Regions from separate parts of the Homo sapiens genome. Here regions 2 and 3 are each linked to region 1. A link is a loop called in an ENCODE intact Hi-C map of the cell type or tissue named here. Cell type or tissue: PC-3. All regions are shown on one strand.

Evidence for each region. Peaks named below come from ENCODE experiments on the same cell type or tissue, not always from the same donor. Only the 100,000 strongest peaks of a DNase experiment are listed, where the experiment ranks them.
Region 2: it touches region 1 in a loop (2.8-fold over the local background); 23 of 110 quality-filtered maps call a loop at or near these places.
Region 3: a loop joins it to region 1, with 2.8 times the contacts of the local background. A loop is called at or near these places in 7 of 110 quality-filtered maps.

Annotation. Positions count from the first base shown.
Region 1 is chr7:80,897,725-80,905,724 of GRCh38, reverse strand. The region is part of intron 2 of SEMA3C (semaphorin 3C); the gene reads left to right. Among named protein-coding and RNA genes, the nearest start is that of SEMA3C, 17 kb to the left of the region's middle. In PC-3, no CTCF peak of the experiment used is centred here; no DNase peak of the experiment used is centred here; H3K27ac peaks cover 2,046 bases.
Region 2 is chr7:80,777,271-80,785,270 of GRCh38, reverse strand. The region is part of intron 12 of SEMA3C (semaphorin 3C); the gene reads left to right. Among named protein-coding and RNA genes, the nearest start is that of SEMA3C, 140 kb to the left of the region's middle. In PC-3, no CTCF peak of the experiment used is centred here; DNase peaks (open chromatin) are centred at 1,320, 3,530 and 5,580; H3K27ac peaks cover 2,806 bases.
Region 3 is chr7:80,828,085-80,836,084 of GRCh38, reverse strand. SEMA3C (semaphorin 3C) reads left to right here. Exons shown (of 18, transcript NM_006379.5): 3 at 7,340-7,500. Among named protein-coding and RNA genes, the nearest start is that of SEMA3C, 87 kb to the left of the region's middle. In PC-3, no CTCF peak of the experiment used is centred here; a DNase peak (open chromatin) is centred at 4,994; H3K27ac peaks cover 60 bases.

The DNA of each region.
Region 1 (8,000 bases):
AAATTATCTTAAACTAGTTTAGAGCATCAGCTTTAAACCCATTGTAGGCATTAATCATTTTGCTAGCAGGGATTAGCTTTATCATAGTTACAAACTGAATGGAGAGGGGAATTAAGCTGGAATGCCCGGGATGAGCTTATTGCACTTACACTTATTGCAGGAGTCTCCCGGCCTCTGGGGCAAAATGCTTTTGCTGATTTTGTTTTCTTTACCTCCAAATTCCCAACAGTGCCTGTAACTGTGCAGAGTCATTATGACTGCCTGACTGATAACTGACAAACAGGCTGACTTCTAATCGTCAAATTAAATCCAACTGCCCTGAGCATTTAAAATCCTAAACTGTCTGTGGTGGTGGTAGGGGTCTTGGTGTCTCTCTCTCTCTCTCTCTCCACCCCTCCCCCTCTCTCCCCCTCTCTCCCCCTCTCTCCCCCTCTCTCCCCCTCTCTCCCCCTCTCTCTCCCTCTCTCTCCCTATCTCTCCCTCTCTCTCCCTCTCTCTCCCTGTCTCTCCCTACCTCCCTCTTCCCACCTCCTCAAAAAAAAAAAAAAATGGCCATAATTGAGGGTTGCAGCAAAGGCATGAAAGAGGCTATTTTAAATATCAGGAGTTCAAAACAACATTACCTCAAGAAATGTCTTTCTTGACAGATTTCATACCCAGAGTTCAAAAGCTTTTTTTTTTCTCTGTGCTTTCATTTTCATCAGCAGTTTGCCACCCTATTATAGGGCCACAAGGCTTGAAGTTAGAAAGTTAGCGCTAAGATTCTGAAAATTCAGGAAAAAGAAACTGTAATTCTGAATTTTTGGAATGACTGGTAAGGTTAAACCTGAGACCCTAGGGCAGTGATTCTCAACCTTGGCTGTACGTTACCTAGAAGCTTTAAAAAATGCTGATGCCAAGGCCACACCCCAGACCAATTCAGTCACTATCTCTAGGGATGACACTAGTGTTGTAAAACTGTCCAGGTGACTTTAACCTACTGCCATATTTAGAAACCACTTCCCCCAATCCCTAAAATGCAGTTTCTGTTACACAACATGAAAGTGTCAGGGAACTCCTTTTAATAATAAAAGAGAACACTATTCAATCTAGTGTTCTAGCAGTTTTCAGGCTGCAATCGTTACTAAAAATTAAAGTTTAGCCCCCTTACTCAACAGTTGAGATTCTCAAAGCCAGGTAAATCATCATCAGTGTAGTGGTAACGCAGTTTGAGTGGCTACAACCCATTAAGAGTGAACAAATACCCTTCACTTACTCTGTGTGGAATGTGAAGATCCATTTCAAAGCCATGATTTAGAAAATTGTGTTCTATTTTCTATATCCTTTGTATTTTGAAACATAATGACATATCTGTAAGAATCTCAACAACATGAAAAGGTATTTAGGCCAGGTGTGACGGCTCATGCCTGTAATCCCAGCACTTTGGAGAGCTGAGGTGGGTGGATCACTTGAGGCCAGGAGTTCGAGACCAACCTGGCCAACATGGTGAAATCTAGTCTCTACTAAAATTACAAAAATTAGCCAGGCATGGTGGTGCACGGCTGTAGTCCCAGCTACTGGAGAGGCTGAGGCATGAGAATCACTTGAACCTAGGAGGTGGAGGTTGCAGTGAGCCGAGATCTTGCTACTGCACTCTAGCCTGGACAACAGAGCACAACTCTGTCTCAAATAAAATAAAATTAAATAGGCCTTTAGGTTACATCATCAGGCCTAACATATAGGGGATTAAATACAGGTTTGTGCAATAGATGCCCTCTGTGTCTAATGGTGGGATAATAGACTTTCTAAAAGATGAAGAAGCTATAGTGGTGGTAGGGGTAGGGGAGTGGAAGTAGAAGATAGGGAAGGCTTCCTGTCACTCACAAAAATATGTCACTTGTGGAAGTGGGAACAGGTTCTGGCTCTTTACATTTGTTTCCTTGTATATCATTTTTTTTAGCCTTTTAAATGATGTGTGATACGTAGTAGATACTTAACACACTAATGTACTGCATAATGATGTTTCCATTGAGAAGGACCACATGTATTATGGTAGTCTCATAAGATTTATTTTTAATTTTTTTGAGACAGAGTCTTGCTCTGTCACCCAGGCTGGAGTGCAGTGGCGTGATCTCAGCTCACTGCAACCTTTGCCTCCTGGGTTCAAGTGATTCTCCTGTCTCAGCCTCCTGAGTAGCTGGAAATATAGGCATGTGCCACCATGCCTGGCTAGTGCTTGTATTTTTAGTAGAGACGGGGGTTTCACCATGTTGGCCAGGCTGGTCCTGAACTCCTGACCTCAGGTGATCTGCCTGCCTCAGCCTCCCAAAGTGCTGGGATTACAGGCGTGAGCCATTGTGCCTGGCCCCATAAGATTATTATACTACATTTTTACTGTACCTTTTCTATGTTTAGATATGTTTGGATACACAAATGCCATTGTGTTACAGTTACCTACAGAATTTTGTACAGTAACGTGCTGTACAGGTTTGTACTGAGGAGCAGTAGGCTATAGCATATAGCCTAGGTGTGTAGTAAGAGATCCACCTAGGTTGGTATAAGTTAAATATATGATGTTCGCACAATGACAAAATTGCCTAATGACTCAGAACATACCTTCATTGTTAAGGGATGCGTGACTGCAAATACTTGAAAGTGAAAGAATGAATGAATTTTATCTGCATTAGGAGGGATGGGCAGAGGTAGAGCAGAAAGAACCAAAATAGTGGATCAAACCCTGTCAGGGCTCTCAGTTCCAGGATCATAAGGTGCCAGTAATTCAGCGGGCTTATGCTCTTACCGTTCTTCTTAGCACATAATCTTGGCTTAGGTCTCTGCCCTTTGTACTATAATCCTGCTGTTTTCACGTAGGCAGAAAAGCCATGGGCTAATGGCTGGCAGTTCTGTTTTGGTATACTCAACAACACACAAGGAAAAGTGTAAATACCCATGGGCCTCTAGAAATAAACCTGGGATTTCATTGAGGAATAGTGGAAACTTCACTGGAGCCTGGAAATGGGAACAAGACTGCCCCTGCTATTATGAGTTACAAATCATATATTATTTTAGTGTGATGTTGTGATATCATGACGACATGTGTTTTGGTTTTAAATGAATCATTGATGTTAGTTAGTCTTAAATACATGGATAGTTGAAAAATTGGACCATGGAAATTTATAGTTGTTTATGTGATCAATTTAATATTTGTGCTTTTTCCGGAACATAATTTTTCTTTAGCTATATGAGAGATTAACTTTGTTTTAATATGCACAGTTAGATGCTTTCATTTGCTTATAAACATAGCTACATATTTACAATTGAAAAAATTTGTAGGGAAAAAACTGTGTAACTGATAGGAGGTAGAAATAAGAAGTCTTATGGACAGGTCAGTAATAAACAGAACACAAATTGAGTACTTAGGGACTATGAAAATTGTCAGTGTTGGCTAGAAAGGATATGTCATCTTTACTTGTTCTTATTAAAACAACATGAAGCCCAGGTGCAGTGACTCACACCTGTAATCCCAACCTTTTGAGAGGCCAAGGTGGGCAGATAGCTTGAGTCCAGGAGTCCAAGACCAGCCTAGGTAACATGGTAAAATCCTTTCTCTACAAAACATACAGAAACTAGTTGAGTGCGGTGGTGCACACCTGTAGTCCCAACTACTCAGGAAGCTGAGGTAGGAGGATCACTTGAGCCTGTGAGGCAAAGAGTGCAGTGAGCTGTGATAGCGCCACTGCACTCCAGCCTGGGTGACAGCGAGACAGTCTCAAAAGCAACAACAAAAAAACCCAAACAACATGAATTGAAAAACTTTACATGGCCTTTATCAACAGCTTATAACATTCTTTGTTTTAGTGCATCAATATAATGTCTTTCATTATAGAAAAAAAGGAAAAATAACTTTTTTGTGGGAGGTATAAATTTAATACCTTATAATGTACAATATACCTAATATGGGCAAAGTCAGAGACACACATGTTACTCATTGGATGCCCTTTAGGCAAGATAAGAAAATTAGACAACTATTTTATGAAATGAAACAGCAGATGATATTCTAGGACATTGTGTATTTTTAAAATTGTAGTCACAGAAAACAAAGATACTGATTCCAAGCTTCTACCTACAACTTTACTGATTGATCTTTAATGGAAAGATACATTTTCCCTTTGAAAGAAGTGATTAAATGTAGTGTGCTTCTACTACTTAGCACTTGGCGGTAAGTTTTGCAAAGTATATAGATACAGTGAAGTAACTGACAAGTAAGAAATGCTTAGGATATAGTTGCAGGTGTAAAATATCAATATCTGATTTAGGAAACTGTAAGACTACAACTCTCTGTGTGTCAAAATGTGAGTTTCACAGCTGTGGTGCTTCCCTGGATGGAACAAAGAAAAATTGTTTTGCCTAATGGAAATTACTTCTGGACAACACTAAAATAGCCACATCAGTAAATCGTTGAATCACATAGTCAAGGATAGTTTTTATTTTTCACAGGATATTTACTTAATTTTTTGTTTTAGAATATTGTTGATAAAACCAAAATTATTAATTCTAACTAACTTGACAACTGGAAAAATTATTTGACTTTGTTATAATCTTTATGTTCCCAATTCATTTCTGGAGTTCATCCACCAAAATTAGATGCAGTAATTCGTTGTACCACCCTGTACAACAGGCAAAACTGTGACTCATTTCCTCCATCCAGTTATGCCAGAACTGTTTAGTGCAATGTACAAAATGAGGTGTTATGGCACAATATTTCCCAATTTATTTTTAAGCCATTCAGGCAATATATCCAACATCTTCTGTTCTAAGGAGCACACCTTAAAACACAAATTACATATTTTCCATACTTCATTCTTTTCTCTTTGTTATCTCAGCAGTACACAGGAAGAAAAGGTGATGGAGTATTTATAGTGTTGTACAATAAACTAGTCATGAAAGTGATTCATTTGTTATATAGAGTTACTTTTTAGTCTGTGCACGATTTACAGGCCAGTAGTGAATGGGCCCTCCCAACCTTTATCTTTGCCTTGTTCAAACCAAAATGGAAACAATTGATTCCCTTCTGCACAACCTCTGCTAGCTGAGGCAAATGTAGAAAGCCTAGGTCAGGCTCAGGAGCTGACTGCATGAGTGTGAAATCTTGCTTTACCACTTACTAGCCATGTAACTCATGGCAGTTGCCTCAACTTCCTCAACTGTTTACTAGGCTATACAATTAGGATAATATTAGTTGCTACCTGATAATATCATTGTGAATATTAAATTAGGTAATATGTGTAAAACACTTATCAAGATGTGACACACAGTAAAAACATACTAAATGTAGTTGGGCATGGTGGCTCATGCCTGTAATCCCAGCACTTTGGGAGACCAAGGTGGATGGATCACGAGGTCAGGAGATTGAGACCATCCTAGCTAACATGTTGAAACCCCGTCTCTCCTAAAAATACAAAAAATTAGCCAGGCGTGGTGGCGGGCACCTGTAGTCCCAGCTACCCGGGAGGCTGAGGCGGGAGAATGGCGTGAACCCGGGAGGTGGAGCTTGCAATGAGCTGAGATGGTGCCACTGCACTCCAGCCTGGGCAACAGAGCGAGACTCCGTCTCAAAGAAAAAAAAAAAACATACTAAATGTAAGATTATATAAAGTGAGGAAATTAAAAGATGACTAGGAATTAATGGGTATAATGTACACTATATGAGTGACAGTTATGTGAAAATCCCAGACTTCACCACTTTGCAGTCTGTCCATGTAACAAAACTGCACCTGTATCCCTTAAATTTACACAGATTTTAAAAGATAACTAGAATAGACTCCCTACCCTGAAGAAATGTATTGTCTGGGTATATTAAGAAATATTAATATAGAAGTAGAAAACTTGTCACTAGCCTAGAAAAGGATAGTCTTGGTTCATATAATATTTAAAAATGAATCAGCTGCTAACATTTAAGAATTAGACTTCAGTTGACAGTCTTTATTTCTCATTTTTTCTTGAAATGTCAGAGGATCTGGCAAGGACTGATGGGGGCTGAGAAGAGCCCTTCTTCTAGCCTGGTTTCTTTTACTAATTTATGTTACTTGCCTGACCTCAACAACATGGAGTTTTCTACTCTTGGTCTAGAGTAAAGCACAGTGACAGATAAAAAATTAATTTATATTTAAAGCAAAAGTTCTTATAAGAATGCTGTCTCCAGGGTGGTATTGATCAAGGCAGAGAAGAAAAAAAGTAGAACTGTTTATTTCAATGAAAATACAATTAGAAAAAAGTTAAAGTCATAAAACAAGGTGTATATCATATCTTTCTAACAATATGTCATATCATTTTAAAACTGAATAAAATAATGCATTTACTTTTGTCTTTGTCTACGAACATATTTGTTACGAAAAAATAAGTTGAGGCCGAGCACAGTGGCTCACACCTGTAATCCCAGCACTTTCGGAGGCCAAGATGGGCGGATTACCTGAGGTCAGGAGTTCGAGACCAGCCTGGCCAACATGGTAAAACCCTGTCTCTACTAAAAATACAAAAAGTAGCCGGGCGCAGTGGCACACGCCTGTAATCGCAGCTACTCAGGAGGCTGAGGCAGGAGAATTGCTTGAGCCCGGGCGGCGGAGGTTGCAGTGAGCCGAGATCATGCCACTGCACTTCAGCCTGGCCAACAGAGCGAGACTCTGTCTCAAACAAAAAAAATGTTGATAAAGTAGGGCACATAAGAATGTTTATTTAGTGAAGGGATTCAACAATAGCATTACTTCATTTTTATCCATTTGTGTACATAGGTGTGTATGTTGAGGTTTGTATGAAGCTACAAATCACCTATAAACCAATTTAGGCCATGTTGAAAGACTTTGGGATAGAATTCATCAAGCCACTACTATGACCAACAGTTCTCAATTTTTTTTTTTTTTTTTTGGTCAAACAAAAATTATGGACAGGCTGTGGCTACTAATAAGACAATGTGGGCTAATACTATTTTGCATAATTATTGTGAAAAAATTATTCTGTAATTTCAGTGAAAACCTATCCTACCTTTATGCAAGTATGTTTAAGGAAAGAGATTCCCTACCTGCGTGTCCTGATTCTCAATACAGAGTGATTATGGAAGCCTGATTCCCATGTCCTGTGAGCTGCAGGACTAGTGTGATTTGGTTCTGCCTATACTTTGCTAAATATTAACACAAAAAACATTGCTTGACACATGCATATTTTTATACATACAATAATTCTTATTAATACAATTACTCTGCTATATACTCATCTTTGTTTCTGTTATTATTATATATGGAATTCAGTGTTACTCATCTTCAATAAGAATTATTTCACATTTTAGTACTTAGATTTATATTTTTCTGTTGTTTGTTTGTTTGTTTTGAGACAAAATCTCGCTCTGTCACCCAGGCTGGAGTGCAGTGGCGCGATCTCGGCTCACTGCAACCTCTGTTTCCTGGGTTCAAGCGATTCTCCTGCCCCAGCCTCCCGAGTAGCTGGGACTACAGGCATGTGCCACCATGCCTGGCTAATTTTTGTATTTTTCGTCGGCACGCGGGGTTCAGCATGTTGGCCAGGCTGGTCTCAAACTCCTGACCTCAGGTGATCTGCCCACCTCAGCCTCCCAAAGTGCTAGGATTACAGGGGGTGAGCCACCATGCCTGGCTTATTTTTCTGTTTTTTAATCTACGATATATTTTAGAAAAAAGAATCTGGAATTGATCAATATAAACAGCCCCTAAATTATCTCGTTATCCTTTAGGACAATTGGCAAGAGTTTTAATAAGGCATGCCAGGCTCTAACTACAAAGAAAACAACCCTATATTTTTAAGTTTATAAACAATTTAGAAAAATAGCTTTATTATGTATTTATTCCAATGTATTTAGGATCCATTTTTCTATATTGTCTGACTGTAGTATCAATAAAGACACTTCACAACAAAGTAAACAATAAAATTTATGACTAAGCAAAGCTGAACAGTAGCTTTAATCTTTTAAATGGTAAATGAAGCCTTCTGAATTT
Region 2 (8,000 bases), 120 kb after region 1:
TGATATTCACTTTGAATATTATGAATGATTTTGTAGCTTACAGAATCTCCATGGTAGTTGTGTGGGCTCCGTGCCTGGTAACTGTTACAGTTAGCCCAATACCATTATCGTGTACAACTCTGGCTGAATTTGAGATACTGACCTTCTACTCCCATCAAACTGCATCAGATTATTTTTTGTGTTACCAGATATCAAGCAAAATTAATTATTAATTAATTTAAAAAGAAAAGGAAAAAATGGAGGGAGGAAGGGAAAGAGGAAGTAAGGAAGGAAAAGTGAGCGTTGTCCTCTGACCTTTTATTTCTTATGGTTTTCATTACTGGTATCTAGTCTATGGGTTGGCAAACTAATAATATAACCTATGGCCCAAATCTAGCCCACCATATGTTCTGTATGGTACATACACTAATAATGTTGTTTTGTATTTTTAAGTGGTTGAAAAAGTAAAAAGCAGAATATCTCATGAGCAGTGAAGATTATATGATTTTTAGATTTCAGTGTCCATAGAGAAAGTTTTATTAAAATATAGCCACACCCATTCATTTACATTTCATCTGTGGCTGCCTTTGTACTACAGAAGCAGAGTTGATTAGTTGCCACAGAGACCTTTTAGCCAGCCAAGCCAGAAATATATATATTTTGGCCTTTTACAGAAAAAGTTTGCTTGTCACTGTTTTGGTTGATAATTGTAAATTTTTTAAAAAATTAATACTTCTTCAAGAAGCTATTTTCTAATATGTAGATATAATACAGTAATTCATTATGTTGCCCAAAATTAATATTTCTTCTTTTATCTTGAGTAAAAAAAAATGCTGCTACTTTGTTAAAATTTAAGCTGGAAACTACATTTATTTATTTTCCCACCCATTCCTGATACTACTGTCTATAAAAAAAAAATCACAGGTTGAAAAAATGTATTTTAAAATCAGCACTTGGTTTTATTCTGTAGCATTAGGGCTCTAGGTGTTTTTATGTTCTTTATCTCTCTTTTTTTTTTTTAATCTTGAGGAAGGGCTATAAAACAGCAGGCAAGGGTTCTCATAGGATTAACATTTCTATTTTAACTTTGCCACCTACTGCTTACATCCAGGCTGTTTGTTCAAAGCAGACTGTGTAACACAGTCAAGAGATTTTTGCCAGTTTTCCTTTTGCTTCTGGAGTTATGAAAATATTTAAGTGTCTAGGTCAGGTTCAGAGACATTCTGTAAAATTTATATTTTTAGCATTATACATGAATCAGAATGACGTGGTTTTTGATGAAAGAGTGAGAGTATTCTTATGAATGGGTGTTAGAGGTTTAAGATGATTTAATGCTATTATGATTTTTTAGTGTAGGGTCAATACATGTGTTCTGCTAACATTCTTATATAGTGTATACTGTTTCATGCTTCTTATTAGCTTCCGTTTAACTGGAGGAGTACTAAGTTGGAACATTGGTTCCAGGAAGTCCTCTGAAAGTGTGGAGTTTTGAAGTGTGTGTCACATATGTGAATAAAGCTTTAAAATGCTTGCCTTGTAGCATTAGAGGATAACTGCCTTCATAGTAACTAACCAGTTCTGGCAGTTGCATCTCTTGGAATGGCACACTTAATGAACTGCAGAGCCAGGAATTTTGATTTTTAAAGAACTCCTTAAAATACCCCATGTAAAATTTGATAGCTGGAGCAGTGCATGTGAGTTCAGAAACGATGACTGTCAGCTAGAAGTTGTGTGTGAATGTCACTCTGAGGATGTCTAGACGTCTCCTTTGCTTTGGCGTAAGGAAAAAACCCTTTGTAAGTTACTGATTTTTAATAACATCGTGGGTCACTGCTTTCCAAAGCAGAATGTGGAAACTTCTGAGAGTTTACCATAGATTCTACAGGGATTTTCACAGCAGGAAATACTAATGGAACAGAGTGGAACGATGGCTGAATTGATGGGAGATAGATGATAAGTCACGGTGTCATGACTACTTGATCATGTAGAAGAGTAGCAAAGAGAGGTATGTGAAGAGACAGGGAAAGAAAAGAACATAGCCCTGAGTGAATGCTAATCTAGAGGCAAATGTTGTCATTTACATTTTACTCTAAAAAGAGAACTTATTAAAAATAAAAATACAGCTCATTGCTGAAAAAATTTGTTTCAAAAAGCAGCATTATTTTTCTTTAAGCTACTCTTCAGAGACCTGTTATTTTAAGGACAACGTAAAATCTCATGTAATGATTGTATAAAGATATAGACATATAATGTGTCATATATATGTTAATATATATGATAATTGGTTCTAGTCTGCTCAAATTACCCATTTACTATTTAGTATTCTGGCTTAGGCAAATAAATATATATTTACAGATTTCTAAAATATTTTATTACTATTATAATGATGCTAATTAAATTTATCTGCAGTGCTTATCTTTTTCCAGTAATGCTAAATAAATTATTTCATCCAACCCTTATAAATATCATATGAAGAATTGTAACAATGTAGGTGCCATGGAGGGCAGGGATATGGGTTTGATTGATTTATTGCTGTATCCTTAGTACCTAGACTAGTGCATCACTCAGAGTGTGCACTCAAGAGGTATTATTTGAATGAATGAGTTGCATTTATTATTTGTCATTGTTTTTGGGCAGAATCACAGATAAGTTAATATCATAGAGATAGCAGTTAATATATAATACAACCAGAATATAAACCCATGCTGTCTGATTTCATATATTGAGCATTTATTCTCTTCACATTTTTACCTCATTTACCATAACTACTTTACATTTTTTCCTTAAATGAAGTTCATTTCATTTATATTTTCTCATTTTACTATGAATTAAATGTTTCATCCACATATATCATGATAATATCCCTGATGTGTTGACAGTCAGCGTTAGCATTGGCATTGCTTTGTTTGAGTGATAGCACTCATTTTAACCCATCCATATGTTACTACCAAGTCTTACATGTGAACAAGATTAATCTTGAACAAGGTGACAGAGAAGACTTGGACGAACTGCACCTTGGAACCGACTGAATTTTTGTGTGTGAATTAACTTATGTGCTCGAATTTAACCTGTGAATTTGATATGTTTATGTCAGTTACATTATGCCTAGGAAGAAAGGAGATAAAAATTGGGGGTGAGAGGGGAAGATGTGGAAAGGGAGTAGAACTTTACCTTCATTTTTGATGTATCACTAAATTTTTGCCCATTTAAAATTTGTTTTAAATTGGGACTCATATCTATATTCAAAATGTCTTGCATGCTCACCAAAACACCCATCAAACTCTTTGGCATTTTTTTTTCTTAATTAAAATGGATTCTGCATATATTTGGAGAGTTTGGAATATCATGCAAGGACCTAGTGGCTCTCAGCAGGAGGACAGAGGGCAGTGATTCACTTTGCACCACTGGCTCATTTACTACTGAATCCCTGATGTTTCTCTAGATGACTTGAAAACAATTACAGTCAGACCACATCCCTGAGTGTTGCCCCTATTTAACCCTCTGGTGATAGGAATGTAAGGAAAATTTTCTAGCCTGAAGACATTAAATGATGCAGTCTATTGTCTGTGTGTCAAGAATAAACAGCCACACTAAGTTTTTGTTCTTGATGTGCTGCCAAGTTTCCCTGAGGCAGACTTGGCAGGCTTTGTCCCAAGGAGAAGAATTCACAGCCTGCTGCTGAGCCAGGCCAGGCCTTCCCTATGTGAATATCCATAGGAAGGCTATAGCTGCCAGTTGTGGTGGCGGTTTTTGCAGAAAGCTGGCTTTTAAAATTTTTTATTGAACTTGGGAAAGTTCAAATTCTAGAAAATAGAAGGAAATGTTTCATTATAGAATGCGAAATATAGTTTAAGTTGGAATGAAAAGATCTGAAAACAGAGTTTCTGAGGAAGTCTGTGGTATTAGAGTCGTATGTGTTGCAATGAGTTGCATTCTTATTCTTCTCTTCCACTAATGGGGTGGGCAGAATAATGCCTCTGTCCCAAAAGATCTCTATGTCCTAATCTCTGGAACTGGGGACTTGTTATCTTACTTGTGAAAAGGAACTTGCAGATATGTTTAATGTTACAGACTTTTGAGATGGGGAGATTTTCCTGAATTGCTTGGGTGTGCCCAGTCTAATCACATGAGTTCTTAAAAAGCAGAGCTTTCCTGGCCATTGTTAGAGATGTGATAGTGGAAGAAGTGTCAGAGAAATGTGACTTAGCTGGCTTTGGAGATGGAGGAATGAGACCATATGCCAAGGAAAGCGGGTGGTCTCTAGAAGCTGGAAAATGCAAGGATGTATGTTCATTCTCCCTAAAGCATGCAGAAAGGAACCCTCTCAAAATCTTTTTTTAGTGCAGTGAGACCTGTGATGGAGTTCTAGTTTACAGAACTCTAAGGTAATAAATTTGTGTTGTTTTATGAGACAGGGTCTTGCTTTGTGGCTCAGGCCAGAGTGCAGTGGTGTGATCTCAGCTCACTGCAATCTCTGCACCCTGGGCTCAGGTGATCCTCCCATCTCAGCCTCCGGAGTATCTGGTACTACAGGTGCACACCACCGCGCCTGGCTAATTTTTCTATTTTTAGTAGAGATGGGGTTTCTGCACGTTGCCCAGGCTGATCTTGAACTCCTGGGCTCAAGCCATCTGCCCACCTCAGCCTCCCAAAGTGCTGGGATTACAGGCATGAGTCACTGCACCTGGCCTTTAATGTGTGTTTTTAAGACACTAAATTGGTAATAATTTGTTCATGACAGCAATAGAAACTTAATACAACTAGCTTTTGAGTTATGGCTTAATCTATGCTTCTTTTAATAATTTTTTAAAACAAAGATTAATCAATCCTGATGTTTAAAACTCTGGAAATGTCCTTAGTGATTTATGCAAAAAGATAACATGTTATGTTCTAGAGCTCTTTCTCAACCAGTATAGAATAACATAGTAATATATCACAAAGATGTCATTTATTCAGTCATTAGAATTTATTGAGCTTATTGCACTCCAGGACTTATGATATATAAAGAAAAATGGCAACATCACTTTCCTTTAAGAATCTCTTGACCCAATGGAGGAGACAATTTAATCCAATTCAATGAATATTTATTTCACATGGGAGTGGCTGCCTGATACATATTTGAGATAGTTTTCTATTGCTGTATAACAAGTTACCACAAAATTTGTGGCTTAAGACTACATACATTTATTATCTTAGAGCTCCTAAGGATGATTGCTTAGCTAGCCTCTCTGATCAGGGTATCACAAGGTTGTAATCAAAATTTAGCCAGGCTGCATTGTTTTTTAAAGTTCAAGGTCCTCATCCAAACCCACCTGGTTTTTGGCAAAATTCAGTTCCTTGCTTTTGCAGAAGTAAGGTCCTTAACTCCTTGAGGCCACCCACAGGTTTTTGCACATAGATCTCCTCATTGGCTCTTTAAAATGTGGTTGTTTGCTTCTTCAAGGCTAGTAGAGTCTCTCACTTCAATCTGCTGAGATGGGGTCTCATATAATCATAATCTTGGTATTGACATACCATCACTTTTATATTTTTCTGTTGCTTAAAAGCAAGCCACATGTTCCACCTGCACTCAAGAGGAGGAGTTATACAAGAGCATGACTCATTAAGGGTCACCTAAGAGTGTGTCAGCCATGACCCATACACATTTTTAGGTAGATCATTTTCACGATGATGTAGAGGATACATTAAAGACAGAGAAAAGAAAATGAGACTTTTTTTCTGTTATAGGTAAGAAATGATGAGAGCCTATAAATTAAGACAGGGGTTAGAAATGACATTATCCGATCTAAAAGGTATTTGGGAGAAAGAAAGGACCTGATGATAAAAATTGATTTGTGGCTTGATTGGTAGATATATGACTTGGCAAATGGGGGAAAGAAATAGCATTGACTGATCAAGGTAAGAGAGAATCAGCAATCAGATTTGGAGAGTAATGAATTCCTTTTTTTTAAAATAAATGGCACACTTATCTCCTCTTTTGACCTACTATGCATGAGAGTCTAAATTGATCACTTAAAATACATTATTTCATTAAAACCACACAGCAACCCAATGAAAATCATTATCCCCATTTTACAGTTGTGTAAACTGAGGCTTTGAGACATTAAATGCTTGCTTAGGATGGCAAAGCTAGTAGGAACAATAATTAAATTCAAGCTCAGTTCCATCTCACATCAAGTTGAAGATTTGGTGGACTATTCAGACAGATAAGTCAAAGAGGGTGTTATAGAGAGCACTGTGCTGGAGCTGGAGATCTGGGAGTCATTAGCAATGTGGGTGATAGCTGAATCCATGAAAATGCTTGAAGTCACTCTAGGAGACCATGCAGATAAGGAATTTAACTCTTGGAGCTCATTTAAGGGGTGGGAAAATAAAGAATATTTACCAAGAAAATGGAGAGTGATCATACAAGTAACAGGAGAATAAAAGAATGTGATATTGTGGTGGCCTTGAGAACAAACACTAAAAGGAAGGAAGATGCGGTGGTCAAGATCATCAGATGTGGCACTGTTATAGCTGAGTGCCCTGGTAGTAGGTTATTTTCCTCATCCTATCTTCTTACATGCTAGTAACATTTGCCAGGAGAATAACCATTCCAGATGGAAAGACCTGAGACATGAACAGAAAGAAGTAGGAAGAGGTTAACAATGCAAGTAAATGGGTTGTTTGATGACCACATTCTGAGAGGAAAGATGTTTTCCTTACCCAGGCACCTAGAAATGTAGATAGATATTCAAGGCCAGTTTATGTATGTGGTTTAAACTTTGAAAACTAACACAGAAGAACCTATCTTATGATAAAAAATGGTGCAAGAAAACAGGTTGAGTGACCATACAATTCATGAATCCCAGATGAGTAATTCTTCTCCCCAAACAGTAAAGGATTAAATAGAGAAGATTAGCCCCGAATTTACATCTTTGGACATGTAGTTGTTGTATCCTTTGTAGGATCAGTAAAAACTTACATAATAAACCTGCATTATTGAAGGTGTGTCAGTTTATCTGAAATTAAAATATAAATAGAAACAATTCTTAATGTAAAGAAACAGGAATACTAAAATGTGATATGTAATTTTTAGTAATTCACAAAGTCCTAAAACATTAATTTTAGTGATTGCTGAGGCCCTATGTGAATATTCTTTAGCTATATCACAGGAAATAATGGTAATAATTCATTTTTTGATGGATTATCACTTGAGCCAATACCATATTATGGGGGTTTTTTTAACCCTCACAGAGAAAATTTGCTTCTAGAACCAGAATATACAAACTTATTAAACACTTTTTGACACATTAGATATAGCAGATATTTTTATGAGGACAGACACCTTAGTTGAATAAATAAAGTATGAAGTCACATCTTAAAAGGGAACATTTTGTTGTTTTCTGATTTTTTGGTATGCTTCAATTAAATCAAAACATAACTTAGTCACTCATTATACAATTTCTAGTTTAGTAAAACCACTGGCCTTAAGATGTCTCTTTCAGCTTTGTCCCAGAAATCTATTTTTCAATTAACCTGCCTAAAGGTTTAACTCTGAAACTTTCTACAGCCATGATGGATGCAAGCATGTGTGTGCACCTGTAAAATTCTATATCAACATATGGCAGTGTGGTATGTAGATCAAGAGATATTCCCATAGTCACCATTTCTAATTTTGGTTGTGACTTCACCAAAACCTTGTATAAAACCAAATACAAGGTTGGGTGCAGTGGCTCACGCCTGTACTCCCAGCACTTTGGGAGGCCGAGGTCGGTGGATCACCTGAGGTCAGGAGTTTGAGACCAGCCTGGCCAACATGGCAAAACCCCGTCTCTACTAAAAATACAAAAATTAGCCAGGCGTGGTGGCACGCATCTGTAATTCCAGCTACTCAGGAGGCTGACACAGGAGAATCGCTTGAACCCGGGAGGTAGAGGTTGCAGTGAGCTGAGATTGTGCCACTGTACTCTAGCTTGGGTGACAGAGCCAGACGCCGTCTAAAAAAAAAACCCCAAATAAAAAATAATTTATTAGAATGG
Region 3 (8,000 bases), 70 kb after region 1:
TGAGGCATTTCTTATACTACATTTGATACTATGCAGACCCATGTCCAGAGCAAGAACATGAAAGAAACCCAACTAGTAACTGTCGAAGTTGTCAGTCTGATTAGAAAAGCAAGAGGTCATCTGATTGAGTTCACAGATTAAGGACTGGCTTTGCTTTGAATCCTGAAATCTTGCCTCTTTTAGTCTTTACTGTGTGATCTTGGGTAGATTGCTCAAATTTGCTCAATTTTAATTCCTTTGTGTGTGGGACTAGAGTAATATTAGAACCGAATGCAAAGACTTTGAATGGAAATTGTGTGAACTAAGTTTATAAAGCACCTAGAACACTTGCTGCTACTGGTAAGCCCACAAGTGGCTGCTATTTGGGGCTATTATTTTTGAGCAAATATGGTTTTAATAACATGCCCTCTGGTCTCTATTGTCTTTGTTCACATTAGGAATTAGTAGCTGTAGTTTCAGTCCGCTGAAGTTTCACTGCTCTTTATTTTTTTTTCTAAACAGACAGGTGAAATTCACTTTCTAATCCAGTTTCAAAACAATAAGCCTCAGGGAGAGGATGGGTCACTTGAGCCCACTCTGCTTAAAATTCTTCTGAGATAAGACATTCAAAAGAGGAAATTATCCTGTCAGTAGCAATATCTCTGAAGTAAAAGATATCCTACAGATTTACTTTGAAATCTGTAGATGTGCATTCTGCCTGAGATCTGAGGTTTATGATGAGAAGAATGTTTTGATGGACTAGCCAAACAGAATAACAGAATGTTAGGTAAGCAGTGAAATAGTAATTAGGACATGGTATCTTCGTTATTTCTATCCTCTTATTTCAGCAAAGTGTCTAGCCTGCTGGGATAAGGGCTCAATAAATGTATATTGAACAAATTAATAACACATCATGAATTTTAAATTCATGAGTAGTTACTGCATATGCTTCTAATCTAGGGACTCCTGGGAATTGATTTTCAATCAAGGAGTCTTTTACCTATTTTTGAATTTTATAAAAGGCTGAAGACAATGTAGTATTCTGAATGAATGAGTTACCCTACTGTGTAGTTTGACAGGTATACAATTGGCACTCTGAATTGTAGGTATCACATCCATGGATTCAGCCAACCACTGATGAGAAATATTCAGAAAAAAATAAAAAATAACAATACTACAGTAAAAATAATACACATTTTAAAAGCAATACAGTATAACAACTATTTACATAGCATTAACATTGTATTGGGTATTTTATGTAATCTGGAGATGATTTAAAGTATAGGGAGGATGTGGGTAGGTTATATGCAAATACTCTGGCCTTTTGAAGCAGAGATTTGAGCATCCTGGATTTTGCTATCTGTAGGGTATCCTGGAACCAATCTTCCACAGATGCCAAGGGACAACTATAAAATAAAACCCTAAACTCTCTACCTTCCTTTATCAAGTTCACATTTTTGAGTGCATGAATGAGATTCTTCGTGACTTAGTTAACTCAAAAATATTAAGATCACTGACTGGCTTAACAGAGAACAAACGTTTGTTCTTATATGAATAGTAATAGAGTGTTATTGATGGACATAATATGTTACTGTATTTTGAACTATATTATAATTGCTGTAACAATATATTGACTATACTTAGGTAGCTCCAGAAGCTTCTGTTGGCAGGGCTTAGATTTTGGGGAAACCTATTGTTCTTCCAGCTTTGGTTAAATTCTCAAAGCTTCACAGTGGTTTCTATTACAAAGAAAAGTTCATGTAGATACATGAATTTTAGGTAAGCATATTGTGCAGCAAATTTTACCCCAGGGAACATTGGCATAGAAGACATTACAGTAATTTTCCATCATGGAGCTCTACAATAATGTAGATTGTAGAAAACAAACATGCATAATTTTTTTTAATGCTGTTTCCTGGGAGATTTTCCCAGGGGCCAGGAGACCTATGCTGCCCTTTGTGGAGCCACTGCATTTTCTAATACTACATACTCTCAGCCAGAGTCCCTTATTCGTTAATTGAGCATGTCCTGAGAAACAACACAAATAGCTGTACCTCATATGCTTCAAAAAGGATGACATCATTGTGAGGTTAAAGGAATGACAATGCCATTCTTTGCCTTGTTTAGATGATGGACTAGTAATTGTAATGTTTTTCTCTCACTGTAGCCAAATCATTACATCAGTCACTTTCTATAACCGTGGCCAATTCACTGGATCATTCATTTACTTAAATTGGATCTATGTGAAACCAAATGATAGATTCTTGGGTCATTCTTTTTATAAATAAAATTCTCATTGCTTTGAGCTCATCTCTATGTTCTAAAAAAAAAAAATGGTCGTTTCTCTCCCCAAGTCGTATAGTTCAATTATGACTACTAACAGCAATTTAAATAGCATTTTAACAAAATAGCCTAGGCTTTTTACAACAAGGGCACTTCTGAAGTAAATCTCCCTGGTTAACAGCTGTCAACTATCAGTAAGCCATAGGTAATTAAATTTGAAGATGCTTTATGGCTCGGAAAACTAGATAAAAATCCCTGGACCAGAAAGGTCTTAAGTTGATGTAGCTATTGCTCCCTGCAGTATTTGAATTAATGCGATAGATTGACGATTTTCTTTTCTTTTCTTTCTTTCTTTTTTTTTTAGACAGAGTCTCACTCTGTCACCCCAGGCTGGAGTGCAATGGCGTGATCTTGGCTCACTGCAACCTCCGCCTCCCAGGTTCAAGTGATTCTCCTGCCTCTGCAGGAGAATTGAGGCTGTCCTGCCTTAGCCTCCTGAGTAGCTGGGATTACATGCGTCTGCCACCATGCCCAGCTAATTTTTGTATTTTTAGTAGAGATGGGGTTTCACCATGTTGGTCAGTGTAGTCTCGATCTCCTGACCTCGTGATCCACCTGCCTCTGCCTCCCAAAGTGCTGGGATTACAGGCATGAGCCACCGTGCCAGGCCTGGATTGACGATTTTCTAATGAAACAGGCAAGGAGGAGAACTGCAATTGTTTGCTTGTTACTTGCACATAAAATTTAGTTGAGCCTATTTTCCCAGCTAAGATCACACTCTTGGTTTTATTTCAGTACAGATTAGAAAAAGAAAGGGAAAAGAAAAAAATAATGGTTTGGAAAAAACATCAAAACTAAACTTTCTTCATGATAGAAAGTGTGAGAAAGTCGTGATGGGGGTTTGTGGACCCTCAAAAGATAATATCAGTTAGTATTTATTTCTACAGCAGAAAAAGAAAACCTCAATTCAAGGTGCCTAAAAACTGCAAGGATTTCTTTTTATTTCATATAACAGAATATTCCAGTAATAATGGAGTTCCGGTTAATTCAGTAACTCAATGATTTCTTAAAAGATCCAGATTTTTTTCTACATTTCTGCTTGCCATTCTCAGCAAGGAACTTTCTTGGTAGATGCAATTGCTGCAATCATCATGTGCTCACATACCAATGTCCAGAGGCAGAAAAAGAAATCACCTCTTCTTTTGTGTGTGCCAGTTTTTAAGACTCAATAAGCCTTTTTCAGTAGCCGTGCAGAAGGCCTCCCTCCAGAGTTCACTGGCTAAAGTTGTTCATATGGCCGTATTTAAAACACTCACTGGCTAGAAGAATGGGGCCAGTATGGTTGTCATTGAACAGCCCTGTCAAGGTGGAAGAAAAGAATAGTATCTAATTAGATAGATAATCTACAGTGTCTCCTCATGAAAGGAGCATATATTGATCCTCTACTGTGGGCTGGTGGAACATACTTTGAGTTCAGTATTATTATTGCCAATGTATAGATGAGGAAATTAAAACAGAAATGAGCTAGTTTTCCCAAAATAATATACTTAGTAAGTGATGAAACTGAAATTCAACTCAGAACTGTGACACCAGTTGAGTACTCTCTTCACAATGTCAAACTGTTTCCTATACATCATGAATCACCTTCTGGCTCCCTTTTTGTTTCTAACAACCAAGTCATCTCTATGCTTTGCTTTGCTTTGCTTTTTAGATATACTCTTCCCCAGAGAGTGTATCTACTCTCAGAATTCCATATAATCATCCATGAAAATAACTGAACATCTCTACCTGAAGATTTGCTACTTCTAATGACAAAATTAAATTAATTATCTAATTCTACATTCTTGTGGAACATTTCTGCTTTGATTTGAATGTAATTTAATCTGTCCATACCTAAGTACTTTCTCTACCAAATATATCTCCTTTTCAGATCTCCCAAAAGTAGTAAGGGCATATTCATTTCTCCTATACTTAGCTTACAATGTTAAGGGGAATTTACGCCAATCTTTCCTCTACCCCTAGCCAAAACCTACATAAAATCATTCCAAATTCTTTGTTTTAGGCATTTCTCACATCAATTTTTCTTTTCCATTTTAGCATATCAGGTGTTCATCAATATACTATCTCAACTACTAGAACAATGTCTTTTAGTCTTTTCAGCTTATATACTTTAAAAATTACCCTGCATACTCAAATTATTTTCCTTAACAATGCCTTATTTTATTATTGTGTTCTCCTGATTAATTTGAGTAGATGCTACTTGTAAAAAAATTGAATATATTAATATTAACTCTAAATTAGGCATTCTAGTCATTTTTATCCTCCCTGCATAAGAAATTGTTCTGACTTTGCTTGCTGAAGATTGATGTCTTGCCCCAAGTTATAATAATAGGTAACCCATGTAACCAGCATCAGTATAGCTCCGGGACTCTTTTAAAAACTTTATGTATATTAAACTTGACAACAGTTTAAACTTCACAACAACCCAATGAGGTAGATGCTATTATTATACTGATTTTAAAGATAAGGACACTAGAGTTCAGAGAGATAAAGGCCCTTGCCAAGTACATCTAGAAGTGAAATGGTAGAGCCAGAATCCAGACTCCAGTGGTTGAACCCCAGAGGCCATGAACTCAGTTATATTTTACTGCGCTAGTCTGTGTATGTCACTCCACAATTATTTATTAAGAGGTATTTGTTGAATGTGTATTCCAGCAGCCCAAGCAATATCTTACCCCTGGTGTTTTACAGAAGACTTACACAACCATGAATCATAGCCCTGAGATAAAAGTAAGCGTTATAAAACACCTGGATTTTAGACAGAATCAAGGCAGTCTGTGTCCTCTCCAACCTTTGAGTGATACTTGCTTTGATTCTATATTCTCTCCCATGTTCTCAGCTCTTGGATTTTTTTCTATTAGCCCTAACCTCTAGTCTGGCATGGGCTGATTTTTTCCTGAAAGACTTCCCTCTCCCCTTACGTGCTCTCCTCATGAAGGAAGCTGTTTCAGTTTTTGGGCTGTGGCACCACCTGCCAGCTGTGTCACCTCTCTGTCCATGATTCCTAGGGAGACTCAGTAACTGGAAGGTTATCAGGCTGCACCATGCTCAGCACCCAAGCCCCCTGTTTCCAAAGACCTTTCACCCAGGCCCTTGTTATTAATGACCTGTCTTTTGTTCTTGTATGCTGTCATGATCTTACATTTTAAGATTCTTCTGAAATATTTTTCTAACCTCTTGATTGTTTTTTCCAACATAAAAAATCCTGTATTTTACTATTGTTGTATGAACAGTAAATTTGAGGCTATAAGATTATGTCCTAATAATTTTAGGGATTTAGCTCCCTAAATTTTAAAAAGTAGGAAAACATACATCTATTTTATCTAAATTCATGTTTTTCTTAAAAATCATGATCCAAACTTAATAACAGTAATTAGAATTTATTGAATACTATCTCTTGTCACTCATTTCACGTATTTATATGTGTCAATTAAATTGATTTCCATGGGAACTCTTGGCAGAAGTTACTATTATTGTTGCATTTTACAAATGAGGAAATTAAAGCACAGAGAGGTTAAGTAACTTGTTCAGTTTCACAGGAAGTTTGGCAACAGAACCTGGTTTCATTATCACTCTGCTTCTTCCAGGGCATTTTCAGATTATTGGCTGAAACTACTTGCAGGATATTATGGCAGACATTCTGAACAAATGTGCCCAGAAAATAGGTTAAATTTGTGACTTCTGTATCTTCTCATATGGGCTATGGCCCAAGTACTCATGGAATATAGTCCATGACTTCCTATAAGAATTTGTATCATTTTGATTTCGGTTTAAGTCAAACTACAGCTCTATCAGAATTTTTAGAAATGTGTTTGTCATTCAATGCCTAAAAATCTAGAAACAGTTCATCATGGAAGCAGTCATCCCAGAAAGCAGACTCTTTCTTAGAGTTTGTCATTCTTCAGATTATAATCAAAAGAACAAATAAATCCTGAACCATTTGAATAGAAAAGTCTAAAGTTATGCTCCTTGAGAGGAGCATTTTGACCAGAGAATGTATCATGAATGTCACGATACGTTGATTGTCTTCAAAGGCCAGCCATACAGGCAGTTAGGCAATGTGGAAGAAGTTAAATGAGTGTGAGTCACTAACCTCTGAGGATCCTGGAAATATGAACATTTAGATACCTGAAAATTCATATATTTTCCTTAGATATATGAATAGTTATGCTGCTAAAAATAACATTGCCTCCTGAAAATACGTCTACTTTCAAGTAATTTATAGAAAAATAAGTCGGACTAATTAGAATTACGTTGGGAAGCAAGGCAAATATTTGTAGTAGGAAATAACAATCCTAAAATGATGAATAAATAGAGTCCAAAAATAAAACATTAATAGAGGATAAGAAGACAATCACACTGCTGTTGGTTTTGTTTTCTGTTCAATCTGCTCACTGTATTTTTTTTGGTTTATTTATTTTAACTTGTTTTGAGCTGATGATGTCCAGTAATAAAACAGAGTTGAGATTATTGCAAACGTGACTGATTTTGTAATCACATACTATTACCATAAACTTTAACATTGCACTTAGTGGTTTATGTTTTACTTCAGTACAAATATAAATTAAAATGCCCATTAACATAACTTTTTTTTTTGAGGCAGTGTCTCGTTCTGTTGCCAGAGCTGGCGTGCAGTAGCATGATCATAGCTCACTGTAACCTCAATTTCCTAGGCTCAAGAGATCCTCCCACCTCAGCCTCCAAAGTATCTGGGACTAAAGACACATACCACCATGCCCAGTTAATTTTCTAAAACAATTTTTGTTGAGACAAGGTCTCACTATGTTGCTCAGGCTGGCCTTGAACCCCTGGCTTCAGGTGACCATCATACCTTTGCCTCCCAAAGTGCTGAGATTACAGGGAACTAGCCCATAACTCTATTTTAAAATTAATTTCTTACTGTAGAAGAAAATGTACCTTGACATTTTTTGGAATATTTGCATAATAGTTTTTATTAAAATAATAGAATTATAGAACCAGGATACTGTATCTACACTTGTGCTGTTCACTCTTTCAGAACTTCGAGAAACCAAGACCTCTGAATACTTCAGCCTTTCCCACCATCCTTTAGACTACAGGATTTTATTAATGGATGAAGATCAGGACCGGATATATGTGGGAAGCAAAGATCACATTCTTTCCCTGAATATTAACAATATAAGTCAAGAAGCTTTGAGTGTAAGTTTATCACTTTCACGAGGACAGTGTCCACCTTTTCAATGTCTCTTTTTTAAAAAAAATAAATAAGTAAAAAATAATATGCATTTTATTAGAACAATAGAAAATACTGGTCCCATGTTACTATGAAAGTTAGTACTTATTTCATGGACTGAAAAGGTATTAAGTTCAGTTCTCATCGTCTAGTTCCATAGTTTTTAACAATTCAAAACCTGGAGCTAACTGAAAAAATACTACCTGTGTATAAATATATAAAGAAAAAAGGGATTATAGGGTAGTGCATGAAAGAAATGGTCAGAGAAAAGGAAGATCTACTTTGTCATCTCTGTGTAACCAGTGAAGGGCCTGAAAGGAAAACAGCTATTAAATACGCTGTTACTTGATCCAGTATGGCCTATATTTATCATTCCATTTCACAAGGAAATAAAATTGAGCTTCACTGTAGTGAAAAAAATACATGTAGATTAATTATAAATTTATTACAACAAGGAGACTTCTGC